Regions from separate parts of the Homo sapiens genome. Here region 1 is linked to region 2. Evidence: chromatin contacts called from ENCODE Hi-C or POLR2A ChIA-PET data. All regions are on one chromosome and are shown on one strand. Each heading gives the region's core, a stretch centred on a gene start or an enhancer-like site at or near the end of the contact. The rest is flanking DNA. Distances are from core to core; before and after follow the strand shown.

Evidence for each region. Hi-C counts contacts between places; a loop is a spot of excess contacts on that map. ChIA-PET counts read pairs that join two places held with the same protein, here RNA polymerase II (POLR2A).
Region 1: a loop to region 2 is called in a map of endothelial cell of hepatic sinusoid, with 2.9 times the contacts of the local background. The contact joins two enhancer-like sites. A Hi-C loop is called at or near these places in 1 of 168 maps with a recorded cell type or tissue (endothelial cell of hepatic sinusoid) and 1 of 37 single-sample maps with no recorded cell type. POLR2A ChIA-PET finds 5 or more read pairs at or near these places in 1 of 52 experiments (WTC11).

The regions. Positions count from the first base shown.
Region 1 is chr6:108,799,270-108,802,129 of GRCh38, forward strand. No RefSeq gene overlaps it. Among named protein-coding and RNA genes, the nearest start is that of ARMC2, 48 kb to the right of the region's middle. Within about 2 kb of position 1,387, at least 3 of the 41 ENCODE cell types and tissues checked have a DNase peak (open chromatin) inside an H3K27ac peak, as active enhancers do.
Region 2 is chr6:108,763,514-108,766,687 of GRCh38, forward strand. All of the region lies in intron 3 of LINC00222 (long intergenic non-protein coding RNA 222), which reads left to right. Among named protein-coding and RNA genes, the nearest start is that of LINC00222, 13 kb to the left of the region's middle. Within about 2 kb of position 1,363, at least 3 of the 41 ENCODE cell types and tissues checked have a DNase peak (open chromatin) inside an H3K27ac peak, as active enhancers do.

The sequences.
Region 1 (2,860 bases), core at 137-2,636, 36 kb after region 2:
CTGCAGCTGATCTGCTTAGGAGGGTGGCTTTTCTTCCAGATGGCCGTGGCCTTTGTGTCAGGGAAGGGCTTTTTTTTCCATGCATGGTGCACTCTGGTTGTGATGCAGATTAGAAATTCATTTTCATTTGCCACTCTTAAAAAAAATAAACATTCTGGGCGCATGAAAGGGAGCTTTTGAACCCCAAGAGTGTGCTGTGTGTTTGATTGCGTGCGGCGGGACCCTCTCCTAGATCATTAGCAAGTGCGCCTGGCTCTGCGGCTTTATTCGGGCTTCAGCCCTGGCGTCATTCCGACAGCTCTGTTCTTAAAGATGAACTCCCATGCACCCAGTAACTTGCTGTAGAGACCAGAGGGGAAAACTTGATGATATGGATTTACAACAATTATTTTACTAGGTTTGTGTTTCTCCTGCACTATATTCTTCTTTCAAAGAGTCAGAAGGGAGAGATTGATGCCTATTTGCCATTGTTTCTTTAAAGTTGTCATTGCTGGTGTAACTTTGATGAATACTGGAAAGCAGAACTATTCAAACTGTGTGAGTTCTGAAGGGGTCACCAAATTTAAATGATACAAAAGGACCAGCACAGGCAATGAAGTGACAGGGATAGCATGGAGGATAATTCCACAGTATTGCAAAACCAACAGATAGCATCTCATCTCTGTTGAGCACAGCCAGGCATAGGAAGATAGCAATCTTTATCTAGGTATAGAGATGATTCTTGCTTCCAGGTGCTTAAAATCAAGTGAGAGAAACAGACATGTATACAAAGAACTCTAAGACAAGGCACACATGTGACCAAAGTGAAGTGTAAACCCAACACTGCACGCATGCTGAAAAAGTATGACTTGTTCTGGTGGGTGAGGCCCCTCAGTTGAACTTGGATGAATGAGGAGGACCTCAACAGGCAGAATGGGGGATACCGTATCTGAAACTCTATATCCTTGAAAAAAGAATATGCAAAGTCTATATGAACAAATATAGCAAGATGTCTGAGATAGATTACATGATAAAGGAGTTTACCCAGCAATATGTGTAGAACTCCTACTTTTAGGGTTAAAATATACACAGTATATGAAGAGTAGTTAAGCTTTTAAGCTCTAAAGACAGGCTGGTTAAAATCCCAGCTCAGGACTTTCAGTGGATTGTGTTACTGCTGAAAAATATTTACTGTCTCTCCCTGGGGGAAGGTTATTCGTTCCTGTTCATTAATAGCAGGCTGGTCCTAGAACCTCCTTTGGCTAATGAAATGAGAGCAGAAGTGATATATGCCCCTTCTAAGTAGATGGTTTAGGAGCCACTGTTTGCTTCTGCTGTTTTATGATGAACAGCTAAGTCCCAGATAGAGGGTGCTCCTTCAGCTTCAGCCTGGGTCCTGGAACAAAGACAGCATGGAGCAGAGCCACAGCTGACTCCTGGTCGACATGATTCATTAGCATAAGCAAGAAATAAACCTTTGTTATTGTCAGCCACTGAGATTTTGAAGATTCTTGTTGGCTGGTCACGGTGGCTCATGCCTGTAAACCCAGCCCTTTGGGAGTCTGAGGCGGGCCGATCACGAGGTCAGGAATTTGAGACCAGCTTGGCCAACATGGTGAAACCCTGTCTCTCCTTAAAAAATACAAAAATTAGCTGGGTGTGGTGGCATATGCCTGTAATCCCAGCTACTCGGGAGGCTGAGGCAGGAGAATCGCTTTAACTGGTGGGGGCAGAGGTTGCAGTGAGCTGAGATCATGCCACTGCACTGTCTCAAAAAAAAGAAAAAAAGAAAATGCTTGTTACCAGAACATAACTCAGCCTAAGTTGACTGACAGTCACTTTACCACCTATGGGATCTTATTTGACCTCATTAAACCTCAGTTTCCTTGTACATAAAATGGGGATAACAAAATACCTACCTCGGAGGATCACTGTGATGTTAAAATGCACAGCATAGAGGTTTGTAATCCATACTAAGAATTCAGTAAGTCTTAGCTACCTTTAAATACGCATAGAAAAATGTCTGGAGGGATATATGCTGTCTTAGTCCATTTGTGTTGCTATAAAGAAACACCTGAGGCTGGGTAATTTACAAAGAAAAGAGATTTATTTGGCTCATGTTTCTGCAGGCTGCACAAGAAGCATAGCACCAGCAACTGCTTCTGCTGAGGCTGTAGGAAGCTTCCACTCATGGTGGAAGGGAAAGGGGAACAGGCATCACATGCTAGGAGAAGAAAGAAGGAAGAAAGATAGGGGAGGGGTGCCATGCTCTTTTAAATAACCAGCTTCCATGTGGACTAATTGAGCAAGAACTCACTCCTAACCAGAGAGAGGGCACCACGCCATTCATAAGGGATCTGCCTCTAGGACCCAAACACCTGCTAGGCCCCACTTCCAACACTGGGGATCACATTTCAACATTGAGATCTGGAGGGGACAGATACCCAAACTGTATCGTATACCAACCTGTTAACAGCAGTGCCCTCTTGAATGTGAGATTACAGGTGACTTTCATTTTCTATTTTAGTTCTGCAATCAAATTGTTTATAAGAGGCATATATTATTTTAATCATCATAAAAATTAGGTAGTTTCGCTTTGGAAAAATGAACAAAAGCACCCTGTACATTTCTCTATCACAATGCCTACTGCACCAAACTCAGCTCCTTGAAAGAGGGAGCTGTGTGCATTGCCCTGTGCTGCTAGTGGCTGGGTGGCAGAGATTATATACTCAGTAGATGTTTACACAAGCGTAATTGATCAGCTTCTCATCTGGATTACTGGGTGAATGGCAGGTAATGACCTGCTCTGAGAAGAGAAACACAAAAAGAGTACTACATGAGGTATGAACTCAGAATGTCCACATTCTGAGTTTCTCATAGA
Region 2 (3,174 bases), core at 113-2,612:
TCTCATATCCTGTTATTAGATTCTGCAGGTCTTACCCTAACAACATCCAGACTCTCAGCTCATTCTTACGCTGCTGTCGTGGTCTGAGCCACCGCCACCGTCTCCTCCTTGGGTTGTTCTGCTCTCCTCCTCACGGTCTCGCTGTTCACATTCTTTTCTGCCTTCTTTATAGTCTTAATTGAGCACCCTGCATGAGCTTCATACACAAAAATCAAATTGTCTCACTTTTCTGTTTCAACCCTCCCCCTCCGCCAGTATTTTCTCAGATCACTTGGAATTAAAAGTGCTGAAGGTGGCTCACAGGCTCCCTGTTGCCCCTCTGCCTTCATCTCTCTGGACTCTCCTTGGCTCAATCCATTCCTGTAACACCCTCTTCTTTGCTGTTTGAATCCCGCTCTTGCCTGGAATATGCTGGCCCAGAAAATCATCACTTGCTCCCTCACTGCCTTCAAAGCTTTGGTCAAATTTACCTTAACAGAGGGGCCTTCCCTGATGTCAGCTCGTGCTCTACACTCCCTGTGCCTCTTAGCACTTATCACTACCTAGACAGTTACTTTATTGTTTGTCTACTGGCACCAGAATGTAAGGTAGGCAGGGACTTTGTCTTGTTTATTCTGTGTCTCCAGAACACAGAACAGTGTTGGGTACACAGTAGGTGCTCAATAAACATTTGTAGAATGAATGAAAGAACAAACAGCTGAAAGGGCCAGCTACAGCCTCCTTGGCTTAGGTGAAGAAGCAAGTTTTTCCCGTTGCATTTTGCACGTGTGCTTCATTCTAGTGGATCCAGAGTCCGTCCTTCCTCTCCTTGTGAATTTTGTCTCAAGGATCTTGTTTGCCTCTTGTGTGACCTCTTTTGGACTGTCCTGGGCGATTCACCCATCTTCTCAAAGAATTGGCCTCGCAGATACCTGGTGACATCGTACGTGACTCTCTACCACAGGTTCTTGTTCATGAGGCTCCAGAACTCCGTTTTACACCATGGGGAGGGCTGATCCTCCACCTGCTGAGGTCTGACCAGGGTCACCAAGGGCAGCACCGGGTTCTCCTTTTGCAAAAGTGCAGAAAAGCAATCATGAAACCATCAGAGGAGAGGATGGAGGTGTGGAGGCCTGCCCAGTCATAGGATTCTGGAGGAGGGATGAGTGCGCTGGGCAGGCTGCTGAGGAGGTGCTGCTTCCTGGTGCCCCCTCCTTTCCAGCACTGTCTCTGGGAAAGGTTGTTGGAACCAGAAAACACACAGCCTTGGTTGATGAAAAGCCTGTTTATTCCTAGTACACTGGACACTTTGTTCAGGAATAGTTCATCCATTTGAAAATATTGCCCTTGTAATGGTGCCAAGGTCATTGCCTGCTGGGGTTATCAGCACTGTGTGTGCCAGCTCTGACTGGGTGTTTTAATAGGTGGATCATTTCCCTGCCAGAGGGACTAAAGAACGTTGAATGGTTAATTTGTATTCAGTGCTATCCCTGCATACAGTCTTCATATTAAGTTTTTGTTGGGACTTTAAGAAAAAAAAAGAGAAATGAATAAATAGGTTAGGATGCAATGAACTGCTTTAAAAAGGAATTTTAAGTGGTACTGACTCATTTTAGAGTTCTCCATACCCATCTGATAATAATAGTATACCTACCTTTGCAAAGTACTGGGGAGTTTGCCAACAACAACAACAACAACAACAAACCCTTGTATTCATTGTCTCCTTTGATGCTCAAATCAATCCTGTAAGGTAGGGTGGTGTGGTCCCCTATTTTAGGTGAGAAAACTGAGGCTCAGGGAAATTAAATGGCTTTTGTCAAACAAGGTCAAAGAATTAACACAGTGGAACCAGCATTGTGACCCACGTCTCTTCATGCCCAGGTTTGACCGTGTCCAGCCCATCATGGTGAGCTGGGCAGGTGTAGAGGGGAAGGATCTAGCTGGGTTTGGACAGAGATGCTTGAAGTGTCGAGGTGAATGTGAGTGAAGAATAATTTTGTTACTAGCTATAGCCCTCTGTCAGCCAACACATGGTAATAAATACAGTTGCTCACCTTGAAAATGGTGTGAAGCCCCTACCTGCCGAGTGGATGATGAGTATCCACTCAAGTGTGGCCAGGCCTGGGGAGGCAAACATCCCAGGCAGCAGCCTGTGGCACTGTGGGAAAATCTCTACTCTGGTTTTTAAGAGATCAGAGTTCTAGTGCCAGCTCCACAGTACATAGGTCCATTGTGTGACTTTGAGCAAACAAGGTCTATAATCTGTAAAAACAGATTTGATCACATCTGTTCATCCCCCTGGTATACACAGCCAAGTTTTATTGCAATGTACCAGTGGCTGGAATAAAGAAATAAAAAGCTCGCCCATCAAGTTTGTGAATGCCATGAAGCTAGAGTGTAGCTAATAATGACAAATGACAGATAAGTTTTCTTGAAGACCTTGAGACTTGTAGGAACATTTAGATGAAACGTCTAAGGTAAATGCACAGAATTGTATTTAGGTTTAACAAAAATTGCACCAGTGACAGCATTTGTTCTTGATGCACATCTTGTTTACTTGTTGAAAGGATTTGTTGAAAGGGAATACACAGGTTTGGGCTCGAGAAGATTTAAGAGTTTTAATTGACTCAAATCTCAATATGAATGGGGATTGACAAAGAAGTTAGCACAACCATGGGCACTCCCAACACAAGTGTAGAATCTAGGACAAGGAACCACATTGGGCTTGCATGCACGGCCAGGAGAGCATTGGGTTCTGTAAGCATGTGCTTAATAAGGTTATTGACAAACTGGAACTAGCGTAAATGGTTGGGAAATCATGGTCTATGTCAGGGGTTTTAAGGCCTGTAAGGAGAACACTTAGTGGGCTGACATGATGGTGGTTTGCACAGAAATAAATGGCAAGGAGGATGAGGAAGTGCATAATCCATGTGGGTATCTGCAGGGCCAAAGCTAATCCAGCAAATGAAACTAAAGGGAGGCAGAGTTTACCTGTAAAAATGGAAGCAGGAGGCCTTGCCAGGTGGTGAGCTTCTTGTCAGATGTGCAGGCAGTGGCAGCCTGACCTCCTTGTGGGGACTGGCGCGGAGGTTCCAGCACCATGTGGGATTGGAGCTAAGGAAGGGCTCTTGACTGACAGCAGCAATCTAGGAAATGGGACAATGAGTGAGATGAAAACTGGAAACGCTCTGTAAA